Regions from separate parts of the Mus musculus genome. Here regions 1, 3, 4 and 5 are each linked to region 2. Evidence: chromatin loops called from intact Hi-C (ENCODE). Cell type or tissue: heart. All regions are shown on one strand.

The links. Peaks named below come from ENCODE experiments on the same cell type or tissue, not always from the same donor. Only the 100,000 strongest peaks of a DNase experiment are listed, where the experiment ranks them.
Region 1: it touches region 2 in a loop (4-fold over the local background); 2 of 42 quality-filtered maps call a loop at or near these places.
Region 3: it touches region 2 in a loop (11-fold over the local background); 6 of 42 quality-filtered maps call a loop at or near these places.
Region 4: a loop joins it to region 2, with 4 times the contacts of the local background. A loop is called at or near these places in 3 of 42 quality-filtered maps.
Region 5: a loop joins it to region 2, with 3 times the contacts of the local background. A loop is called at or near these places in 7 of 42 quality-filtered maps.

Annotation. Positions count from the first base shown.
Region 1 is chr13:60,961,382-60,966,381 of GRCm38, reverse strand. Gm40976 (a long non-coding RNA gene) reads left to right here and starts at 3,454. Exons shown (of 3, transcript XR_873564.1): 1 at 3,454-3,565. In heart, CTCF peaks have their summits at 2,012, 2,211 and 4,497; a DNase peak (open chromatin) is centred at 4,481.
Region 2 is chr13:60,846,654-60,851,653 of GRCm38, reverse strand. The region is part of intron 5 of 4930486L24Rik (RIKEN cDNA 4930486L24 gene); the gene reads left to right. Among named protein-coding and RNA genes, the nearest start is that of 4930486L24Rik, 15 kb to the left of the region's middle. In heart, no CTCF peak of the experiment used is centred here; a DNase peak (open chromatin) is centred at 2,703.
Region 3 is chr13:60,933,631-60,938,630 of GRCm38, reverse strand. It overlaps Ctla2a (cytotoxic T lymphocyte-associated protein 2 alpha), which reads left to right and starts at 2,006. Exons shown (of 5, transcript NM_007796.2): 1 at 2,006-2,140; 2 at 2,556-2,673; 3 at 2,962-3,084; 4 at 3,179-3,301; 5 at 3,603-4,476. The coding sequence starts at 2,100. The coding sequence ends at 3,611. It overlaps Tpbpa (trophoblast specific protein alpha), which reads left to right. Exons shown (of 5, transcript NM_009411.5): 5 at 1-139. In heart, no CTCF peak of the experiment used is centred here; a DNase peak (open chromatin) is centred at 1,950.
Region 4 is chr13:60,954,531-60,959,530 of GRCm38, reverse strand. All of the region lies in intron 2 of Gm40976 (a long non-coding RNA gene), which reads left to right. Gm40975 (a long non-coding RNA gene) reads right to left here. Exons shown (of 3, transcript XR_873562.1): 2 at 2,295-2,583. Among named protein-coding and RNA genes, the nearest start is that of Gm40975, 2.9 kb to the right of the region's middle. In heart, no CTCF peak of the experiment used is centred here; no DNase peak of the experiment used is centred here.
Region 5 is chr13:60,894,720-60,899,719 of GRCm38, reverse strand. Ctla2b (cytotoxic T lymphocyte-associated protein 2 beta) reads left to right here and starts at 2,273. Exons shown (of 5, transcript NM_007797.1): 1 at 2,273-2,385; 2 at 2,975-3,092; 3 at 3,360-3,482; 4 at 3,577-3,699; 5 at 4,001-4,369. The coding sequence starts at 3,006. The coding sequence ends at 4,009. In heart, no CTCF peak of the experiment used is centred here; a DNase peak (open chromatin) is centred at 2,199.

The DNA of each region.
Region 1 (5,000 bases), 110 kb before region 2:
GAATAGATCCATTCTTATCTCCTTGTACTAAGGTCAAGTCTAAGTGGACCAAAACACTCCACATAAAACCAGAGACTCTGAAACTGAAATAGGAGAAACTTATAGAGGAGAAAGTGGGGAAATGCCTCAAAGATATGAGCACAGGAGAAAAATTCCTGAATAGGACAGCAATGTCTTGTGCTGTAAGAAAGAGAATTGACAAATGGGACCTCATAAAATTGCAAAGCTTCTGTAACGCAAAAGACACTGTCAATAAGACAAAAAAGGCCACCAACTGATTGGGAAAGGATCTTTACCAATCCTAAGTCAGATAGGGGACTAATATCCAATATATATAAAGAACTCAAGAAGATGGACTCCAGAAAATCAAATAACCCCATTAAAAAATGGGGCACAGAGCTAAACACAAGAATTCTCACCTGAGAAATACAGAAGGGCTGAAAAGCACCTGAAAAAAATGTTCAACATTCTTAATCATTAGGAAAATGCAAGTCAAAACAACCCTGACATTCCACCTCACACAAGTCAGAATGGCTAAGATCAAAAATTCATGTGACAGCAGATGCTGGTGAGGATGTAGAGAAAGAGGAACACTCCTCCATTGCTGGTGGGATTGCAAGCTTGTACAACCACTGTGGTAATCAGTCTAATGTTTCCTCAGAAAATTGGATGTAGTACTCCCAGAAGATCCAGCAATTCCTCTCCTGGGCTTATACCCAGAAAATATTCCACCGTGTAATAAGGACGCGTGCTCCACTATGTTCATAGCAGGCTTATTTATAATAGCCAGAAACTGGAAGAACCAGATGTCCCTCAACAGAGGAATGGATACAGAAAATGTGGTGCATTTACACAATGGAGTACTACTCAGCTATTAAAAACAATGAATTCATGAAATTCTTAGGCAAATGGATGGATCTGGAGGATATTATCCTTAATGAGGTAACCCAGTCACAAATGAACACACATGATATACACTCACTGAAAAGTGGATATTAGCTCAGAAACTTAGAATATCCAAGATCCAATTTGCAAGACACATGAAAATCAAAAAGGAAGACCCAAGTGTGGATACTTCACTCCTTCTTAGAATGGGGAACAAATATCCATGGAAGGAGTTACAGAAACAAAGTTCTGAGCTGAGACAGAAGGAAGGACCATTCAGAGAATGCCCCTCCCGGGGATTCATCCCATATACAACCACCAAACCCAGAAACTATTGCATATGCCAGAAAGATTTTGCTGACAGAACCCTGAGATAGCTCTCTCTCTCTCTCTCTCTCTCTCTCTCTCTCTCTCTCTCTCTCTCTCTCTCTCTATTTCTCTTGTCAGACTATGCCAGTGCCTAGCAAATACAGAAGTGGATTCTCACAGTCATCTATTAGATGGAGCACAGGGCCATCTAATAATAATGAAGGAGCTAGAGAAAGTACCCAAGATGCTAAAGTGGTCTGCAACCCTATAGGAGGAACAACAATATGAACTAACCAGTACCTCCCAGAGCTGTGTCTCTAGCTGCATATATAGCTGAGGATGGCCTAGTTGGCCATCAATGAGAGGGGAGGCTCTTGCTCTTGCGAAGATTATATGCCCCAGTACAGGGGAAAGCCAGGGCCAGTAAGTAGGTGTGTATGGGTTTGGGAGCAGGGTGAGGGGAGAGTATAGGGGGCTTTGGGGGATAGCATTTGAAACGTAAATGAAGAAATTATCTAATAAAAAATAAAGACAACCATGTGCTCACATTAAATAAGTAAATAAATCTTTTTTAAAAAAGAAATATAATAGCATTTTCTCAAAAGCCACTGCAAAATGTAGATCAAAGGGGACAGAAAGCATGCAGAGGATATATATATATATACATATATCACATATACATGTGTGTGTGTGTGTGTGTGTGTGTGTGTGTGTGTGTGTGTGTGTATCTCTTATAACTGTATAGGAAGTGCGAGAAACCAAAATACCAGGGATAAAAGCACAAAATTGGAGTTGTAAAATGTTTTTTTGAGTCCCTGGAGACAAGAATGCAGACTACATGATCAGGTGATGGTCAGCAGAGCTTGCAGATGTCTGTTGCTGATGTCTGTGTTGGACTAGGGTCTGATGTCATCCAGAGATAATTTTCTTTCTTGCAGATGAGAGCCCTCTACTGGCCACAGCTAGGTTTGCATAGGACTGCGAATTCCCTCACACTTGGAGAATTTCCCAGATTCCCTCTCCCTGGGATGGCTGAGATCTTTTTTCCCAGTGCAGTGAGAGATCCACAGAATGCAAATTAGTACAAGGTCCATGGCTACGGACTTCCAAGGCGTACCACGGAATAAGCACGCCACTAGCAGGGTGCTGCTACAGATATCATGAGCAGCCCTAGCACCTCAGGATACTGTCTACAGCCACTAAGGGTAACAGGAGGCTTCATAGCCACACCTGGCTCAGGCTCAGCACTGAGACACGCTTTTTATTTTATTTTCTCCCTGAGAATGTCCAAACCTAAGGGCATTCTTCTCCTCTTCTCCCCAAATCCTCCAGCCTGTGTCTGTCTAGTCTTCCTGGGTTCTCTAATACAGTGATTCTCAGCCTTCCTAATGCTGCAACACTTTAACACAGGTCCATTTGCTGTGGTGACCCCAAAACATAAGATTATTTTTGTTGTTCTTTTCATAACTGTGAATTTGCTACTGTTATGAATCAAAACGTAATACCTGTGTTTCCCGATGGTCTTATACAACTCCTGTGAAAGGAACATTCACTCCTCAAAGGGGACAATTGCTATTCTCATGGATTGAGAATGACTGCTCTAGAATTTCACTTACCCAGCGACTGTGGCAGGGCAAATTGAGACAGTTTACACAGCAAAGTACCCTGATCTCAGGATCCTAAGAACGTCCACCTTTAAATAATAAATTCTCTCTGAAATGTGAGCTCCCCATCGCTCTCTGGCCTGACAAAACAATTTGAGGTATCACAGTCTTGGAAAAATCTGCAATGGATTCAAGGCTCATGAGGGCACAGGCTGGCTTTGAAGGTACAACTGTGCCCACCCACCTCAACCAGTGAGACTGAGTCTCCACAGATCAAAGGAAATGCTACAGATCTGAATGAGGGAATGATGGAGCTGGAGGTATTGGAGCACATGAGCAGTAGAAACAAGCAGTTCTCATGTTAGGACTGAAGCAAGCAATACATGAGAAAGATGTCTGTGGGTAGCTTTAGCAAACAAAGGTACTGTTCGGGAATACACATGGTGTTATGTCTTGTGAGTATTAACTTTAGTCATGTAAAAGACATTCCTCCTGAGCCTTTTCCTTTCCACAAAGATAATGTGGAAATGCCAGGGCATTCCTTTCATGTCCTGGCTTTTTTTAATGGCAGACTTTTGGTTTATGTTAAAAATTTCTTTTGGCAAAACAGTCCATGATTTTACAATGTTTTTTTTTAATCACGTACTAGGTGAAAACCATTTCGCTGTGATGAATATGCTATGAGATTCATACAGAAATATCACATGAAAAAGCACAAAAGAACTCACAGTGGAGAGAAGCCTTATCAGTGTGAATACTACTTGCAGGTAAGTCAGACAGTTTGAATTCTCCTACCTTAACTGCAGTGCAAAATCACTAACAAGTTAGGCACCATTTAGTACTAGTATCATTTGAGATTTTTAAGCTCTGATTAGATTTATAATAGAAGCTTGATCAGTGAATTGGTTTAGAATTATTTATATTGTTATTAATTATCTTGTTTCTTTTCTTCTCTTCCTTGTTGACCAAAAACAAACAAACAAACAAACAAACAAACATAAAAACAACAACAAAATACCACTTCGTGTCCTGGCTTTTAAGGGCATCCACTTATCATACTTCATGTAATTCTTTTTAGAAGGCCACCTAGTGGGACCAGCATTCTGCACTCCCTTCCATCCATAGATCACCATATATTCACAGTTTTCTTACACAGGCTCCCACAGAATTGAGTGGTTGTCTGTGATTTACTTGTGGAAGTGGCACACACTACCAAAGGACAGAGCAGTTCACCCTAAGTTCTGCTTGCTTTATTTTGTACAACTGTTTTTCCTCTTTTCTTGTACCCTTCTACTCTGGATTTCTGAAGCTTGTTCTCTGTTTCTCACTGCGACAAAGACTGTTATTGTTATCATCATCATCATCATTATTATCATCATTAATTCTGTCCTTCAGTTTCTTATTCTGTCCTTCACACAAGCAGTCTTGGCTGTATCATTTCTCTCCAAATCTTTTCTGTTCTTAAATTCTGGGTCATGACTCATCACATGAGAAGTTTCTCAACATTAAAGTCTTCTGGCTGTAAAATGACCTAAACAATTCAAAATGATGACATATAAATGAGCACCAAGTGTTGCTGGAAAAGTTCACAGGTGTTGAATTTCGTTCACTCCTTCCTTGGTCCTGAAAACACTACGTGCTGTTCAAATGGTACATGCAGTCCTAGCACAAGATGTGGGAATGTTGCCGGGAGGAACACAGCTGTGCTGTGCTCAGGGTGGAGCTGTTTGTCTCCTGAGCATCAGGGCTGTCACTGAATGTGAACATATTTCTTAGCTTATGGAAACACGATTTAATTACAGAAAGCAAAAACCATTTCCATCTAGTCCTACCATACTACCTCAACAAGGAAGCGTTCTGTTAGTGGTTTTCAGATTGGGTGTACTAGAATATTTATTTTTAAATCTTCTGTTTGAATAATGGTCTTAAGTTTCACACAAAAAAAGAAAGAGAGAGAGAGAGAGAGAGAGAGAGAGAGAAAGGAAGGAAGGAAGGAAGGAAGGAAGGAAGGAAGGAAGGAAGGAAGGAAGGAAGGAAGGAAGGAAGGAAGGAAGAAAGAAAGAAACAAAAGAAGAAAGAAGGAAACCAAAAGAACAAAACAAAAACCTTCTTCCTCTCTTCATGGCTTGACATTAGGGCAGAATATTGAAGTTGGTCTACATCCTAAAATATCAAATAGACAGACTTTCCTCAAAGTTAATT
Region 2 (5,000 bases):
TTTAGGATTGGTAAAAATCCTTTCCCAACCTGTTGGTCACCTTTTTGTCTTATTGACAGTGTCTTTTGCCTTACAGAAGCTTTGCAATTTCATGAGGTCCCATTTGTCAATTCTTGATCTTACAGCACAAACTATTGCTGTTCTGTTTAGGAATTTTTCCCCTGTGCCCGTATCTTCAAGGCTTTTCCCCACTTTCTCCTCTATAAGTTTCAGTGTCTCTGGTTTTATTTGGAGTTCTTTGATCCACTTAGACTTGAGCTTTGTACAAGGAGATAAGAATTGATCAATTCCCATTCTTCTACATGATAACTGCCAGTTGTACCAGCACCATTTGTTGAAAATGCTGTCTGTTTTTCACTGGATGGTTTTAGCTCTCTTATCAAAGATCAAGTGACCATAGGTGTGTGGATTCATTTCTGGGTCTTCAATTCTATTTCATTGATCTACCTGTCTGTTGCAATACCAGTACCATGCAGTTTTTTGTTTGTTTGTTTGTTTGTTTATCACAATTGCTCTGTAGTACAGCTTGAGTTCAGGCATGATGATTCCACCAGAGGTTCTTTTATTGTTGAGAATAGTATTTGCTATACTAGGTTTTTATTATTCCAGATGAATTTGCAAATTGCCCTTTCTAACTCAGTGAAGAATTGAGTTGGAATTTTGATGGGGAGTACATTGAATCTGTAGATTGCTTTTGGCAAGATAGCCATTTTTACAATGTTGATCCTGCCAATCCATGAGCATGGGATATCTTTCCATCTTCTGAGATCTTCTTCAATTTCTTTCTTCAGAGACTTGAGAAAACTCACATTCTTATTGAATTATTTATTTAACCCTTAGAAAATCACATAAATGTATATAATATGTTATGGTCAAATTTACACCATTCCTTGTCTCCAATTCCTCCTCTGTCTCCCCAAAACACTTTTCCTTCCCAACTTCCTGCATTATTATTATTATTATTATTATTATTATACCTGTTAGCCCACATAATATTTCATGTGTATACATGAGTATAAGACCATTGACCAAAACATAAGTAAGCTCTCGGGGGCCATATCCATAAAGAAACCTTGCTCTTCTTCTAAAGAAGCTATCAACTGTCCATAGCTTTACAGCCAGGGGTGGGACTTCATGATCCTCCCACTGTCCATGTTGATATTTTGCCAGGACGGACCTTGTGAAGGTCATGTGTGTAAAGCCATAACTCTGATTCCATGAGTGCAATATCTCTCACATGTCTCAATACATAATTCTTATTACACATGCTCACTACCTCTTTTACAATCATTTATATACCACTACCACCACCCCCTTATGAAATGATACCTAAGCCTGAGCTAGCAACCATATGTTAGGGGGAGCCTGATATAGTTGTCTCTCATATAGCTACCTCACTCAGAATTATTTCCAATTCCACCCACTAACCTGAACTTCATAATTTCATTTTTCTTTATAACTGAATATATTCCATTGGGTATATGTACAAAGTCTTAATTATCCATTTAGCAGTTGAAAGACATCCAGGCTGTTTCTATTTTCTGGCTATTATGGATAAAGTAGCAATGAACATGGATGAGCAAGTCCCTCAGTGTTAGGACCTAGACCCATGGCTATATGCCCACAAGTGTTGTAGCTAAATCATAGGGTAGATCTATCTCTGACTTTTGAGGAAACTTTACTCTGATTTCCAAAATTCTACCAACAGTGATAAGTAACCCCCTTTATCCACAGTTATACCAGTCGATTTTCAACATCTGTTTATGATCTTAGCTATTCTGGTCAGAGCAAGATGGAATTTCAAAGCAATTTTAAAGTTGTTGTTGCTTGATGATTTAGGATGTTAAACATTTTTAAAAGTATTTCTTGGCTCTCTTATTCCTTCTTTTGAGAACTCTGATTACTTCTAACCCCTCCAAATTTAGTTGCCTATTTGTTTTCTTAGTGTTGGGTTTGGTTTTGTATTGGTTTTGGTTTTTTGTTGTTGTTGTTGTTGTTGTTTTTTTTTTTTTTTTGCATGTTCTGGATATTAATCATTTGTCAGACATAGAGCTGGTAAAAAAAAAAATTCATTCTGGAAGATGCCTCTTTGTTTGGATGATGGTTTCTGTTTCTATACTAAAGGGTTTTAGTTTCCTGAGGTCCTTTGTGTATATTAATGTAAGATCACATTTATTCATTGAACTTCCATGTAAAATTTTTAGAAAAAATGTTTTATTTAAGATAAAAATCCACTTAAACAGAGTTTTAAAACCTTTAAAAATATAAATGTGGTGTTATTTTTAAAATACAGATTACAAGCATAAGAGGAAAACATGACTTTACTATGACAGGGAAACCTGGAGGTCATTATTATTATTTCCAAAGGACAGGGCAGTAGGATGAGTTTAGTGAAGCACACTGGAAACACAATTAGACATTTTCCCACATTAGTTTTGACTCTCCTCTAGTATCTGTTCTTTTTCTTCATGTAAAATTAATTTATTGAAAAAAACCCTCCCTTGTACTTCATAAAGTGATTAATTAATAACTCCATGCATTTGGTGAGATTCTTCACCAGTTTCTAAAATGCATTTTGTTTGCTTTGGGTCTGAGATGACATCTTACTATGCAGCTATGATTGGCCTTGAATTTACTCAACAGACCAGGCAGGCTGGCTGTGAACTAACACAACTCTCTGCCTGAGTTCGTTGCCAACAGCATAGTATGAAAAAGAACCACATCCTGTGTCTAGGGGCTCTCTGAACCTTGCCACACTAAAAACAAAGGGAAATGATCTGTATAACAGCCATTTCCACCTCAAGGCCTTGAGACTGTGCTATTTCTTAAGAGGTATGTGCTTTTCCCATTGTTGTTCTCTTATGTTTTTCTACCCACATTTCCTTGATTTTGTTCCCCTAATGATCTGTGAACAAAACTTTTTATTCCCTGTAAACACAGTTTAATGGTTGCGTAGTATCTTTTTTTTTTTTTTTTTTTTGAGACAGGGTTTCTCTGTATAGCCCTGGCTATAGGACCACGCCCGGCTTGCAGAGTATCCTTTTTAATTAATTTATTTAGTTATTCACTGTACTTCTTAATATCAGCCCCCCTCTCCTCCAAGCCCCCCTTCATCTCCTCCCACTCCTCCCACTTTCCTCTGAGAAAGGAGAGACACCACACACCATCCTCCCAATCTCCACCACTCTGAATCCCTCCCTCCCACACCCTCATACTCATACCCACACCACACCCAGCACATCAGTCACTGCAGAACTAAGCACATCCTCACTGAGGCTAGACCAGGTGGCCCAGTTAGAGGAACAGGATCCACAGGCAGGCAACAAATTCAGGGACAGCCCTGTCCAGTTGTTGGGGAAGCTGCATGAAGACAAAACTGCACATCAGCAACATATGTGCAGGGGGACCTAGGTCCACTCTTTGGTTGGTGATTCAGTCTTTGGGAGCAAAAAGGGTCCAGATTAGTTGACTCTTTTGGTCTTCCTATGGAGTCCCTATCCACTTCAGGTCTCTCAACCCTTTTGCCTGACACTTCTTCAAGACTCCCCAAGCTCCATCTAATGTTTGGTTTTCGGTCTCTGCATCTGTTTCTGTCAGCTGTTGAATAGAGCCTCTTAGAGAACAGTTATGCTAGGATCATGTCTGCAAGCATAATAGATTATCACTGATAGTGTCAGGAAGTGGTTCTTGTCCATGGGGTGAATCTCAATTTGGGCCAGTCATTGCTTGTCCATTCTCTCCATCTTTGTCCCTGCAAAGAGCATGTTTTAGGTCAGAGGTTGTGTGGGTGAGTTGCTGTCCTTATCCCTCCCCTGGGAGTCCTGTCTGACTAGAGAAAGTGGCCACTTCAGGCTCCATATTCCCCACTTCTAAGAGTTTCAGCTAGAGTAACCCCCATAGCCACTCTGGGGCCTACCCCCACCCCAGGTCTCTGGCATGTGCTAGAGATGCTTCTCCCTCCACCACATCCAGTTGAGTTCTCTCTTCTGTTTGTCCTACACTTGAACCTCCCTTCCCACTCCCATCCCCATTCCCTCTCCCATCCAATTCCCTCTCTCCATCCACCTCTGATATCTATTTTATTTCCCCTTCTGAGAAAGAATCAACCAGCCTCCCTCCCCCCCCTTATCATTTGGATTCTTTGGGTCTGTGGAATATAGTGTATATCCTGTACTTTATGGCTAATATCCACTTATAAGTGAGTATTTGCATGCATGTCCTTTTGGGTCTGGGTTACCTCACATGGGATATTTTCTAGTTCCACTCATTTGCCTGAAAAATTCCTGATGTTCTTGTTTTTAATAGCTGAGTAACACCCCATTGTTTAAAAGAATATTTTCTTTAGTCATTCTTCAGTTGAGGGATATCTTTGTTGTTTCCAGTTTCTATTAAGGATAAAGCTGCTATGAACATAGTTGAGCAAGTGTCCTTTTGGGAAAATAGAGCATCTTTTGGGCCTATGCCCAGGAGTGGTATAGCTGGGTCTGGTGGTAAAACTATTATCAGTTTTCTGAGAAACTGAAAAATTCATTTTCATAATGATTGTAAAAGTTTTCACTCCCACCAGCAATGGAGGAGTGCTCCCTTGCCCCACATCCTTGACAGTATGAATGCGGTTATTGTCTTGTCCTGTTGAGGTGTCCTTTGACTTACAGGAGTTGTTCAGTCTCATGAGATCCCACTTATTAAGTTTTGATCTTAGTGCCTGAGCCATTGGTGTTCTATTCAGGATGTTGTCTCCTGTACCAACAAGTTTCTCTTGTGTTAGATTTAGTGTATTCAGTTTTATGTTGAGGTCTTTGATCCACTCTGACTTGATTTTGTGCAGGGTAATAAATATGCATTTATTTCTTAACCATCAACCATATGCATCCCTTAAAGTCCATAAGAAAGCTCTTTATCCAAATTAACAACAATAAAATGAAAGAAGACCAAAATTATTAAAATTAGGGATAGAAAGGGAAAAATTACAGCAGACACTGGAAAAATTTATCAGTTCA
Region 3 (5,000 bases), 87 kb before region 2:
TTTGAGTTCTTTTCTGGGGAAAAATATTTTTCTTATAGCATTCCTGAGTTGCCTAACTTTTACTATATATTTTAATAAGTTTACAATCATTAACTTGAGAATAATGAATAGTATTTATAATTAAATTATTATCAAATATTACAAAACATAGCAGAATTCTTGCTGTTTATAAAGATGGTGTCTTAAGTCTCTCAAGGCTCTCATCAGGCCATCTCTTGGAGCCTCACCCCAAGTCCCTATAGCTTTTATGCAATGCCCCATGCACCCCTTTTTAGCCATCTCAACATCTAATTACCCACTAGAATCAAGACTCTTAATGTTTAATTAGCCGATCCGATTTATGTACCAATAAAGACAAAATTTACAAGATGCCAATACAGTAACTTCAGAGCCAAATGATAATCATAAAGCTTTAACATAATTATTCTAACCTTTTGATAACACCACGTCAGCCTCCATTCTGGTTCTCCCTTTCCTCCTCAGACTCCCCCCCCCCCCCACCCCTGTATCCTCAACTCCTCCCTCTGCCTCCCTTTTCCTGTCCAATCACAAGCCTCCCACTGCCCTAATATGATTGGACGGGGAAAACTCTGCAAAATAAGATCACTCAAATTTTTATGTAAGCACTTAGGGATATGAGCTTAGATCTCTTAAACCCACCTTCATTTGTGTCCCATAACTTTGACTATGTCATGTAATTAATTTAAGTCTAACAATGTTTTGATCTCTTTTTGATGTCTATCTTGACCCATTTTCATTCACTATGAATTTTTTCATTTCCAGGTGTTTATAAGCTTTCCATTGCTTTTGATATCCTGTGCTACTCCATGGTGCTCAGAAAGGATGGAGGTGTTATTTTAATTTTTTGTACATCAGTTGAGAATTGATTTATGTCCAAGGATATGGTCAGTTTTGAAGAATGTTCCATGAGTATCTTAAAGAATGTAGCAGAAAACGTGAACCAAAGACTACTATACCTTGACCACAAATATGAAGAGATTTCTATCATTTTAATTGTAATGTAGAACTAAGCTGAGTTGCTGCTATCTGTGTATAACAATTCTCAACTTAGATTATCCAGTTTGACATGGGGAAGTCTATGCATGTTTTAGGAAAGTATTCATCTATCCGTCCAATTCTGCCTGTAACAAACATCCAAAAATCATCAAATCTCAATTATGAGGCAGACAAGAATTTGGTACAACTCTGGAGAACATCAGAGGAAAATGGCCATACATCTACTGATTTACCCTTTCATATGTTATATCAAAATGGAAACAAACTTCTGATCACATGTAGAAATTTGTATCCTCTGTATTTTCTCAGCCAAAGACACTGCAGTCTTTTCTGACTTTTGTTAAATCTGCTTTGTAATCATAGGCTCAACAGTGCTTGTCAGAGTCACAGAGAAGTTCACACAGGAATATCCTCATGTCCAGTGAAACCCCTGCATGTCCAGTCAAACACTTCAGTTGTCCCATCAAACCCTGCAGGCCACATATGCTTCAGGCATCTTTTGTTTGGTTTGGGCAATTCTAGCACTTTTCCTAAACACTGTGAATCCCTGAGCTGAGACACTGATGTTCAGGGGAAGTGATAAGTGTTTCAGACTTCTCTGTTTATGAGTGGTTGTTTCATCCTCTCAAGGTGCTTCTGTCAGTCTTAGGCTGTATTTTAAGCAAGACAGACACCGACAGGTACACACTGCTTGATGCTCTATCTACAGATGCAGAATCTGAAGTACTGCTGTGAGACACTGTAGCTCTCCCCACTGACTTCATCCTGCCATAATTGTGTTCTCTAACAATTGTTATCTATAAAACACCAGACATCCTGTGAGTCTTGGCATTCTCAGAAAAGTCGCATCCTTGCTGTATGACTCAGCCTGTTCCTTGGGTCTGATCAGTCTCTAGATGTTTTCCTGTCTGTAATAACTCACTAGCGAAGCTGGCTTGTGACGTCTGCTCTGTGGGCCAGGCAGAGGCTTCAGGAAAGAGCTAGCAGTGCTCCAGGAAGGAAAAGGCGGAGCCACAGGCTGCTCTCCTCAAGTACCACCAGCCTCCTCTGTCAGTTGCTCTTCAGAGACCGTGGACAACAAAATGATGGTTTCTATCTGTGAACAGAAGCTGCAGCACTTCAGGTGAGAGCAGAGAAAAGCAAGGTACACAGACCCCCTACCTACTAACTCATTTTCAGCAAATTTCCTCACAGCTCTACTCTGGTTACCTGAGACATCTCCTATTTTGTAAGTTTTATTCACTGTTTTGTTTTTGCTTTGTTTTCTTCTTTGTCTGTCTCTTAGTTTTTTATGATACTAATAGGATTACATTTTTGTTCTCCTCCTTTTTCTGCCTCACATTCTCAGACATGCCTTTTCTGATACTTTTTAAATTCTGTCCTCTTTTTTCACTCATTGTTATTACATACGTATATGCACATACATATATATTGCTAAATAGAGCTTAGACAGTGTGTATGATATTACTTGTGTTTACCTTTTGGGTCTGACCATAGTATTGGACAACAACTTGTCTATGTTTTGGGAACCCAAATAGTGCTGTCTTCCTGCTCATCCTCTGCTTGGGAATGATGTCAGCTGCTCCACCCCCTGATCCAAGTTTGGATAATGAGTGGAAAGAATGGAAGACGAAATTTGCAAAAGCCTACAATCTGGTTGGTAAAATGGGCACAGTCTAGAGGGATCTCAGAAAGAAGGACTCTTGCTGTTGGGAGTCTGTGGGCATAAATATGGCCGTAAAGACAAGCCATCACTAAGGACTTGCCTAAAGACATGCATTATGAACCCAAGGTGGGCAGCTTTGATGACCCTCTGGGTGAGGAGAATGGCTGACAACAGTGTCATGAGACCACATACTATGGCTCCTCTTTCTCTACATACCATTTCCTCAGCTTGTGTGTGGTGTTAAGATGAGAAATGCTATCTGTTGTACTCATTTTCAGAATGAAGAAAGACACAGAAGACTCGTGTGGGAGGAGAATAAGAAGAAAATTGAGGCACACAATGCAGACTATGAGCAGGGCAAGACCAGCTTCTACATGGGCCTGAATCAATTTAGTGACTTGGTGAGTGAGACACTGATTGTTAATTCTGTTTCTTCACTCCATTTCCTTACAGTTAGTCTCTTGGTTTTAATGTATTGTTTGCTTATTTATAAAGACTCCAGAAGAATTCAAGACAAATTGCTATGGAAACTCACTGAATAGAGGAGAAATGGCTCCTGATTTGCCTGAATATGAAGATTTGGGAAAGAACAGCTATCTGACACCTGGAAGGGCTCAGGTATGACAGAGTCACACTCCCACCCTCAGCTGCCCACAGAAAGCTGAGAAGGAACTGAAGTCCTCACTTGCTTCAGGTGTGAAACAACATGCAGTTCACTGTTTGACTAAGTGTTCAGCTCTTTGAAATGTGAGGAGAGTTTTTACTGTGTTGTGGCTGACAACCTTTTCTTCATGATTGATATACTGTATTTTGGCATTGAACATGGTGAACATGAAGGCAATATATGTCAGGGTAGTATTGTGACAAAGCCACTGTGCTGCAGCCGTTCTAATTAATGTGATGTGTGCTTTTATTCCAGCCAGAGTAACAGCTGTGGCTTGACTGGTAACAATAGCATAGGCTAGAAGTGAAGCAAGCACTCTGCCATTGCCTTGGAAGTCTTCTGTCTCCTGGTATGAGAGGAATGATGCTGGAGAGGCTCAACAGCAGGAGGCATCCCATCACAGCTTCCAGCACCTGCTTTGTGTAGTGTAACATTGAATTCATGTAAGATTAACACTGTGGTGTAAACTCTGAGGCACATTCATGCAATAAAACTACTAGTTTTGGCAGTCTCTAGATGGTCCATCCTTTCGTCTCAGCTCCAAACTTTGTCTCTGAAACTCCTTCCATGGATGTTTTGTTCCCAATTCTAAGAAGGGGCATAGTGTTCACATTTTGTTCTTCGTTCTTCTTGAGTTTCATATGTTTTGCAAATTGTATCTTGTATCTTGGGTAGTCTAAGTTTCTGGGCTAATATCCTCTTATCAGTGAGTACATATCATGTGAGTTCTTTGGCCTGGCAAACACAGAAGTGGATGCTCACAGTTAGGTATTGGATGGAACACAGGGCCCCCAATGGAGGAGCTAGAGAAAGTACCCAAGGAGCTAAAGGGGTCTGCAACCCTATAGGTGGAACAACAATATGAACTAACCAGTACCCCCGGAGCTCATGTCTCTAGCTGCATATCTATCAGAAGATGGCCTAGTCGGCCATCATTGAGAAGAGAGGTCCCTTGGTCTTACAAACTTTATATGCCTCAGTACAGGGGGATGCCAGGGCCAAGAAGTGGGACTGGGTGGGTAGGGGAGTCGCGGGGGAGGGCCTGGGGAACTTTTGGGATAGCATTTGTAATGTAAATGAAGAAAATACCTAATTTAAAAATAAATAAATAAACTACCAGTTTTTGCCCAAGCCCTAAATTGTTTAAATGATTCTCATAACAATCTTTAATTTTCACTTTAGTAAAATGAATATATACCATGACGCCTTAAAATTAAAGCTAGATATTAAATTAGTATTCTGCTTCTTTCCCATTTTGCTTCAGTAAGTTTTTATGTGTATAAACACGGGTATAAGGCATGGTGTTCTAACAGAAAGAATGCATGGTTCTCTCATTATGGGAGTCAGGTTTCCTTTTTTTGTTGATGCCATTAACCACCCCAGTTGGGTATGGGGCTCCCTTGAATGAGGGTCCTCAAAGCTAGGTGGGTCAGGATTCGGCAGTGAAAACCAGAAACAAACACAGAGGCAGTTTGAATCTGAGTGTATTTTGCAGCTCTCAAGCAGGGGGTTTTATACATTAAAAAAATATATATATTAAAACTCTTAGAAGATATGTTCAATGAAGCAATCACAAATACCATTGTTATTTGGAACAGTAAAGCACAAAAATCAAGCAAGCATTACAACTCTGAAAAGATGTATTCAGTGAAT
Region 4 (5,000 bases), 110 kb before region 2:
CTAGTAGATACGATAAATATTGAGTTGAAAGTTGTGTAAGTGGTTTGGTGTCTCTATGGCTCTACAGGGGTTCCTGACTGGCTACAGGTGGCCTCTTTAAGTTACATAGCCCCAATGTAGTGAGTCACAGCTAAGGTCACTCCCATTGACTCTTGGCACCTCTCTTATTCCAGATCTCTGACTCATCCTGGAGATACTCTTCACCTCCTCACCCCTGTCAGTTGCAGATTTCCATTCATTTCATGGCCATCTAGCCATCTATCTGTCCTTTCCTACACCTGATGCTGAACACCCCATTCCCCTCCTTATCCCCCATCATTCCAAGTTCCCTCTTATGACTATTTTATTCCCCCATTCTAAGTGAGACCCCAGCTTCCTCACTTAGGGTCTCCTTTCTCAGCTTCTTTGAGTTTGGGAAGTGTAATATGGTACCTGTATTTTAAGGTTAATATCCACTTACAAGTGAGTACATATCATGCATGTTCTTTTGGGACTAGGATATCTCACTCAAGTTCTAGTCTTTGCCTGCAAAATTCATGATTTGTTTGTAATAGCTGAATAGTATGCCATTGTATTCTTTTTCCATTCTTCAGTTGAGGGACATCCAACTGAGCTTATTTCCAGTTTCTGGCTATTACTAATAAAGCTGCTATGAACATAGCTGAGCAAGTGTCTTTGTGAGACATTGGAACATTTTTTGGGTATATGCCCAGGAGTGGTATAGCTGAGTCTTGAGATAGAACTATTCCAAGTTTTCTGAGAAAATGCCACATTGATTTCCAAAGTGGTTGTTCAAGTTTGCACTCCCACCAGAAATGAAGGGTTCCCCTTGCTAACTGTGGAACTTTTTTTGATGTGAGGTAAAGTACACTGAACATGGGAAGATGACAGAAAATCCAAATCTTTTAAAAATAAGAAATTATAGATATGTTTCTCATATGGAAACCTCCATCACCTGAAGAAGCATAACCTAAAATAGAACCCCTCAGGAATAGCCTCTTCAGTCTTGTAGAAATGTCTCTTGCCTAGCCATGGATTTAGAGCTTCAATGATATCCTAGTGCTATTAAGCACCTATTTAGCCTATTCAGGGTTTGATGAATATTACATCTGGCTTTGCATAAAAAGAAGTTTACTTTTTGGCTCTGTAAGATTTTGGAATTCAAAATTGTAAAAGCATAGACACTCTAGTTATTGTTATTACTGTGAGTTATAAATTTGCTTTCATCTCTAGAGAAAAAAGGTTTACTTGGGGGCATATACCTAATGAGTGATTTTTTCACTGCCTGTAATTGACATGTGATATTGGTATGCAGGAAAAAGAGCAGAAAATGTACGTGAAAATGTATAGGAAATGCCCAACAGTGGCGTATAGAAAATGAAGAGACCACCTCAAATAGGTAGACATAGCCTCTAGTTGAGGGACAGGACCACCTACCCCATCTCAAAATTTTTGACCCAGAATTGTTCCTGTCTAAAGGAAATGCAGGTACAAAAAATGGGGCAGAGACTTAAGGAAAAGCCATCCAGAGACCACTTCAACTTGGGATCTATTCCTTCTACAAATACCAAACCCAACACTATTACTGATGCCATGTTGTGCTTGCAGACAGGAGCCTGTCCTCTGAGAGGCTCTACCAACATCTGACTGAGAGAAATAAAGATACAGCCAACTATTGGACTGAGCTCAGAGACCCTTATGGAAGAGTTAGGGGAAGAATTGAAGGAGCTGTAAGGGATTGCAGCCCCATAGGAAGAACAACAGTATCAACTAACCAGACCCCTCAGAGATTCCAGAGACTAAGCTACCAACCAAAGAGCATACATGGGCTAGTCTGTAGCTTCCACTACATATTAGCCTTGTCTGGCCTCAGTGGGAGAGGATGAACTTGGTCCTTTGGAGGCTTGGTGCCCCAGAGAAGGGGCATACTAGAGGGATGAGGTGAGAGTGGTGGGGGGGTACACCTCTTAGCAAAATGGAGTAGGAAGTTTGTGGAGGGGAAACTAGGAAGAGGGATAACATTTGAAATGTAAATAATCAGAATAATTAATACAAATATAAAGAAGAAAAAACTTCAATAAAGGACAATATTGAGATAACTGGCAAAACTGATGACATGGGTATTAAATAAAAGTAGTGATTCAGTAGAAAGAAAGGAAGAAGCAAAGAAAGAAACTGTATAACTGTATAGGCAGATGAAACTGTATAGGCTCTTAGAGAAGGCTCAATAACTCCTTATCTCTGTCTAAGCACACCTGGGTTGTTCTGACTCAACACGACAGGTGTGTCCTTACCACAAGGTTTCTTTTCCTTTCAGCTATCCCATTTCCTGTTGATAAGATTCTTCACTTTGGCCTCACAGAGTTCTTTCCCTCGGGGTTCAGTCTCATGGGTCATGGAAATTCCAAGTGGCAGATGGTGATGTATAGACCCCTGCAGATTAGTCTTCTTTGTCAGTACCCAAACCAATGCTGCCGTTGTATTCTGACCAGTTTCTCCTCATAACTTGAGTTACTCACAGGGGATACAATTCTGTATGGGGTAGAGTTTGGTGGTCATCTTTTGGAGCTGATGCCTGTATGTCTACATTGGGAAGACAGCAAAATAAAGAACATTTACATTCAGGGATGAGAAAGAGATATGAGAAGAGAATATGGACTTAGTCATATGTAAGGAGCTACATGGATGGTACGTGAGTACAGATACAGTGTGAGCAGGTCATCATATAGACATTGTTTTATGGTGAGCAAGAGATCAGAATTTATTATTCTATCCTGCTCAGTGACCCTACTTTCTTATTCATTGGAGTGTGGAAGCTGGTGAGTGTTGTAGTAAAATTTAGCTGGTGTACATATATTCACAGAGTTGTGACAAATGGATTTTAACTACATGAAAAGGTAGGTTAAAACTTTAAGAGCCTCACCAATCTCTTATGAACTATTGGCTCTGGCTCTTCCACTGGGTTGGTAGTAGAGAAGACTGGAGAGTGGTAAGAGATAACAGGCCACAGAGATGTTCACCTACTCAGTGCTTCCAGGTTCTTGACACTGCCTGAGAAAAATTCTAGGAGTCAGGAGTAAAGGGTTTGAAGATGGGAAGTCAGTAGGGTACCAAGATTTAAGAAGACATAAAACTGGGAAGAGGGAGGATGTGCTGGGGTCCTGAAAGGCATTGGATTAGGGGAGTGTGGACTGAATGATTAAAGTACACCATATATAAAATTCTCAGAGAATAAATAAAAATATAATTAAAATAAAATTATCCCATGAAATATACAAGGGAACATGTGTCCAAATATGTTATAAAACCAATATTACAATATCACACAAATAATGAAACCAACCAAACACACACACACACACACACACACACACACACACACACACACATTGTAGAATAACAACTCTGATAGACACAAAGTTCTCAATAAAATAATTACAAAATGAATTCAAGAACATGTCAAAATGAACATTAATCGTGATTAAGTTGGCTTCAATCTAGTGATGCAGGGGTTGTTAAAAATATGCAAATAAATAAGTAAAGTTAATAACATAAATGTGTTTAAAGATTGGAATGACTTGATCATTTCAACTGACACAGAAAAAGCCTTTGGCAAAATCCACCATCGTTTGTGATAAAGACCCAAAGCAAACAGAATGATGGGGATATAACTCAACATTAAAATAGCTATATATAACAAATCAACATATATAGAAAAACTGGTACCATCCCTATTACAAGGCAAAGATTCCCACTGCCTTCACTCCTATTCAGTATGGTGCTTGAAGTCTTGCCCAACATACAGGTTGAGAGGATGACAAAAATGGCGCATATAAAAAGAAAAACCAAGGAATCAAAGTTTCTGTATTTGCAGAATATTTTCACCAGAAAACTCCTAGATGACAAACATCTGCAGGAAACAAAATGAAGAAACTCAGATCAGTACCCTGTCTTTATAATAATGGAAGCAGACTGAGAAAGAAATCAGAGAAAGGCTTTAGTCCTCCAATTCACAGTGAGTTCAAAAACAAACAAATGTAATGAAACAAGCTTAGTCAAGCAAGAAAAAGAAATCTCTGAGTTACTGAAGAAACAAATTGAAGACTCTGAAAGATGAAAGACTCCCCATGTTCATGTATTGCTGAGATTAACTCTGCAAAAATCACCATTTGTCTTAGTTAGGGTTTTACTGTTGTTAACAGACCCCATGACCAAAGCAAGTCTTAAAAAGGACAACATTTAATTGGGGCTGGCTTACAGGTTCAGTCCATTATCATCAGGAACATGGCAGTGTTCAGGCAGGCATGATGCAGGAGGAGCTGAGAGTTCTACATCTTCATTTGAAGGCTACAAGCACAATACTAGCTTCCAGATATCCAGGAGGAGGGTCTTAAAGCCCACCCTCACAATGACTCACGTACTTCAGCAAAGCCACACCTACTCCAACAGGGCCACACCTTCTAATAATTCCACTCTCTAAGCTGAATATATACAAACAATCACACCACCCTACTAAAAGCAATATATGACTTCTAGGATGCACCAATTAAAATTCCAGTGTCACTCTACATAGACATAAAAATATTAAAGTTAATACTGAAACACAAAAGACCTTGGATAAACAAGGAAATTGAGAGGGGGAAAATTGCTGCTGGAGGTATCATCATCCCTGATTAGAACATATACTACATAGCCATGGTAATAAAAAGAGCCTGGTACTGACACCAAAGCAAGACACATAGATCAATGGAATTGGATACATGGACTAGAGCAATCACTGGGTGCTTGTATTGGGGAGGTAATTTTCCTCAAAGATTAAGGAAAGACTGAGTTGCCCATGCTCTAGTATATAACTTCCCTCACTCACGCTCATGCAAGAAACTTTATTTAAGCCCAATGAGTCTAATATTAATGTTAGCATTAATATTGTATTAATATTACAAATAATGATAATAATAGGATTGGTTGCATGCTCAGTTGATAAAATTACTTACTGCTTA
Region 5 (5,000 bases), 48 kb before region 2:
ATTACAAAACATAGCAGAATTCTTGTATCTATTGGGCGGTAAGATGGTGTCTTGTCTCCCAAGGCTCAAGATTCCCTAAGTCTGTGTGTTGAGTCAGATTAGACATACTGAAAAGGTTTTCAAGATCTGTGAAGAATTGTGTTAGAATTTTGATGGAGATTGCACTGAGTCAGTAGCGTGCTTTTGATGGGATAACCATTCTCACTATACAAATCCAAGCCAATCCATTAGCATAGCACATTTTTTCATCTTTCAATGTCTTCTTGAATTTCGTCAACAATTGATGATTTTGATGATTTCCTGCCACCTACTCCTTTTGGGATTATATCTTCTTTTTATTCTAGAACTTTCAGGAGTAATATTTAATTATTAGAATAAGATTGTTTCGGGAAATATCTAGAGCTAGCCCCTGTGCCAGGTGATCTCACTCACTTGGTCTCTTGGCCCACCAACTAGACAGCCCTGCTAGACCACATAGCTCCCAAAAGGCAGTCTCATATACAGGGACCCCCAAGTTCCTCTAGCTTTCATGTGATACCCCGTGCCCTCCTGGTTAGCCATCTCAACATCTAATTACCCCCCTGGAATCAAGACTCTTAATGCTTAATTAGCCAATCAGATTTATGTACCAATAATGACACAATTTACAAGATGCCAAGAGCCAAATGATAATGATAAAGCTTTAGCACAGTTATTCTAGCCTTTTGATAACACCATGTCAGCCTCCATTCTGGTTCTCCCTCTCCTCCTCAGACCTCTCTCTGTGTCTTCTAAACTCCTCACTCTGCTTCCCTTCTCCTGTCCAATCACAAGCCTCCCACTGCCCTAATGTTATTGGACAGGGAAAATTCTGCAAAATAAGATCACTCAAATTTTTATGTAAGCACGTAGCTATATGAGCTTAGTTCTCTTAGACCCACCTTCATTTGTGTTCCATAACTTTGGATATGTAATGTAATTAATTTAAATCTGACAATGTTTTGATCTCTTTCTGATTTCTATCTTGACCCAATTTTATTCACTGGAAATTTTTTCGTTTCCATGTGTTTATAAGCTTTCTGTTGCTTTTGATATCCAGCGTTACTCCACAGTGCTCAGAAAGGATGGAGGTGTTATTTCAATTTTTTGTACATCAGTTGAGAATTCCTTTGTGTCCAAGTATATGATAGGTTTTGAATAATGTTCCATGGGTAACTTAAAGAATGTAGCAGAAAATGTGAACCAAAGACTACCACAACTTGACCACAAATGTGAAGAGATTTCTTTCATTTGAATTGTAATGTAGAACTAAGCTGAATTGCTACTATCTGTGTATATCAATTCTCTGCTTAGATTTTTATCCAGTTTGACTTGGGGGAGCATATGCATTTTTTTAGAAAAGTATTATCTATCCATCCAATTCTTTCTGTAATACACATTCAATAATCTTCAAATCTCAATTATATGACAGACAAGAATTTGGTACAACTCTGGAGAACATCAGAGGAAAATGGCCATGCATCTACTGATTTACCTTTTATATGTTATAGCAAAATGGAAACAAACTTCTGATCACATGTAGAAATTTGTATCCTCTGTATTTGCGCAGCCCAAGGCCACTGTAGTCTTTTCTGACTTTTGTTAAGTCTGCTTTTTAATCATAGGCCCAACTATGCTTGTGAGAGTAATAGAGAAATCCACACAGCAATTAACTCATGTTCAGTCAAACCCTGCAGTTGTCCCATCAAACCCTGCAGGCCATAGAGCTTTGTATGCATCAGGCATTTGTTGTTGCGTTCAGACAACTCTAGCATTTTTCACAAACACTGTGAATTCCTGAGTTGAGACACTGACATTCCAGGTAAGTGATGAGTGTTTCAGACTACTCTGTCTATGAGTGGTTGTTTCACCTTCTCTGAAAGTGCTTCTGTCTGTCTTGGGCTGCGTTTCTAACAAGACAGACACAGACAGGTACGCACTGCTTGATGCTCTCTCTACAGATGCAGAATCTGATGTAGGACTGTGAGACACTGTAGCTCTCCCCACTGACTTCATCTTGCCATAATTGTGTTCTCTAACAATTGTTAACTCTAGAGAACCAGACATCCTGTGAGTCTTGGCATTGTCAGAGAAGTCTCATGCTTCCTGTATGACTCAGCCTAGTCCTTGCGTCTGGTCAGTCTCTAGATGTTTTCCTGTCTGTAGTTGTGAAGCTGGCTTGTGACGTCTGCTCTGTGGGCCAGGCCGAGGCTTCAGGAAAGAACTAGCAGTGCTCCAGGAAGGAAAAGGTGGAGCCACAGGCTGCTCTCCTCATGCACCACTAGCCTCCTCTGTCAGTTGCTCTTCAGAGGCCCTGGACAACAAAGTTCTGGTTTCTATCTGTGAACAGAAGCTGCAGCACTTCAGGTGAGAGCAGAGAAAAGCAAGGTACACAGGCCCCCTACCTGCTAACTCATTTTCAACAAACTTCCTCACAGCTCTACTCTGGTTACCTGAGACATCTCCTATTTCGTAGGTTTTATTCACTGTTTTGTTTTTGCTTTGTTTTCTTGTTTGTCTGTCTCTTAATTTTTTTTTTTTTTTTTTTTTGGTTTTTTTCGAGACAGGGTTTCTCTGTGTAGCCCTGGCTGTCCTGGCACTCACTTTGTAGACCAGGCTGGCCTCGAACTCAGAAATCCGCCTGCCTCTGCCTCCCGAGTGCTGGGATTAAAGGCGTGCGCCACCACGCCCGGCTTCTTAATTTTTTATGATGATAATAGGATTACATTTTTTTCTCCTCCTTTTTCTGCCTCACATTCTCAGACATGCCTTTTCTGATACTTTTTAAATTCTGTTCTCTTTTTTTACTCATTGTTATTACATACATACATGCACATACATATATATTGCTAAATAGAGCTTAGACAGTATGTATAACATTACTTGCATTTACCTTTTGGGTCTGACCATAGTATTGGACAACAACTCATTGTCTATGTTTTGGGAACCCAAATAGTGCTGTCTTCCTGCTCATCCTCTGCTTGGGAATGATGTCAGCTGCTCCATCCCCTGATCCAAGTTTGGATAATGAGTGGAAAGAATGGAAGACAACATTTGCAAAAGCCTACAGTCTGGTTGGTAAAATGGGCACAGTCTAGAGGGATCTCAGAAAGAAGGACTCTTGCTGTTGGGAGTCTGTGGGCATAAATATGGCCATAAAGACAAGCCATCACTAAGGACTTGCCTAAAGACATGCATTATGAACCCATACTGGGTAAGGAGAATGGCTGACAACAGTGTCATGAGACCACATGCTTTGGCTCTTCTTTCTCTACATACCATTTCCTCAGCTTGTGTGTGGTGTTAAGATGAGAAATGCTATCTGTTGTACTCATTTTCAGGATGAAGAAAGACACAGAAGACTCATGTGGGAGGAGAATAAGAAGAAAATTGAGGCACACAATGCAGACTATGAGCGGGGCAAGACCAGCTTCTACATGGGCCTGAATCAATTTAGTGACTTGGTGAGTGAGACACTGATTGTTAATTCTGTTTCTTCACTCCGTTTCCTTACAGTTAGTCTCTTGGTTTTAATGTATTGTTTGCTTATATATGAAGACTCCAGAAGAATTCAGGACAAATTGCTGTGGAAGCTCAATGTGTAGAGGAGAAATGGCTCCTGATTTGCCTGAATATGAAGATTTGGGAAAGAACAGCTATCTGACACCTGGAAGGGCTCAGGTATAACAGAGTCACACTCCCACCCTCAGCTGCCCACAGAAAGCTGAGAAGGAACTGAAGTCCTCACTTGCTTCAGGTGTGAAACAACATGCAGTTCACTGTTTGACTAAGTGTTCAGCTCTTTGAAATGTGGGGAGAGTTTTTACTGTGTTGTGGCTGACAACCTTTTCTTCCTGATTGATATACTGTATTTTGGCATTGAACATTGTGAACATGAAGGCAATATATGTCAGAGTAGTATTGTGACAAAGCCACTGTACTGCAGCCATTCTAATTAATGTGATGTGTGCTTTTATTCCAGCCAGAGTAACAGTTGTGGCTTGACTGGTAACAATATCATAGTCTAGGAGTGAAGCAAGCACTCTGCATTGTCTTGGGAGTCTTCTGTCTCCTGGTATGGGAGGAATGATGCTGTAGAGGCTCAACAGCAGGAAGCAGCCCATCACAGTGTCCAGCATGTGCTGTGTGATATGCAAAACTGAACTCATATAAGATCAACACTGTGGTGTGAACTCTGAGGCACAGTCATACTGAGAAATCATTGCCAATTTTTAGCTCTGAAGTTCCTTAAATGATTCTCACAAGGATCTTTAGTTTTCACTTTAATAAGATGAATATATGCCATGATGTCTTCAAATTAAAGCTAGATATTAAATTAGTACTCTGCTTCTTTCTGGTTTGGTTTATGTGTACAGACACACAGTTCTGCTTGAAGGTATAACTGCCTGTTGCATGGTGTTCTAAAAGAGAGAGTGCATGGCTCTCTCATTACGAAGGCAGGTTTGTCTCCTGGGTTGAGCTTGTTTCAAGGGTTTTGGAGCCTACTTTTGATAATCATTTGAAAACCTATATTTAATTTTCTGTGAATCCCAATCATTAATTCCCATGAATTCACAAAGTATCACTGGCAACCGGAAAGTAGCTTAGTACAGTGGTGTCACCTCTGTATTATTTATGAAGACTCCAGAAGAATACAGGACAAATTGCTGTGGAAGCTCAATGTGTGTCCCTCTACTCTGATCCTCAGCCATGAATCTCATTTTATATGGACATACCATACCAGTGCTTTGTACTGTGTACTATGACTACATAGAACCCATCTACAGGGTGAGATTTGTGATCACTGAAGTGTAGTCTATGCTCCAGTGACCCACAACCCAACAGAGCCCTGTCATGCAAAATAGTACACAGCCATCTCTTGCTGCATAGTGTTTCAGTACAAACCTCAAAAGTCATCATATTTCCAGAAGTGTTCAAACCTCCTAAGCTTAATCTTTTTCTTAGACCATTAACTGTGACTA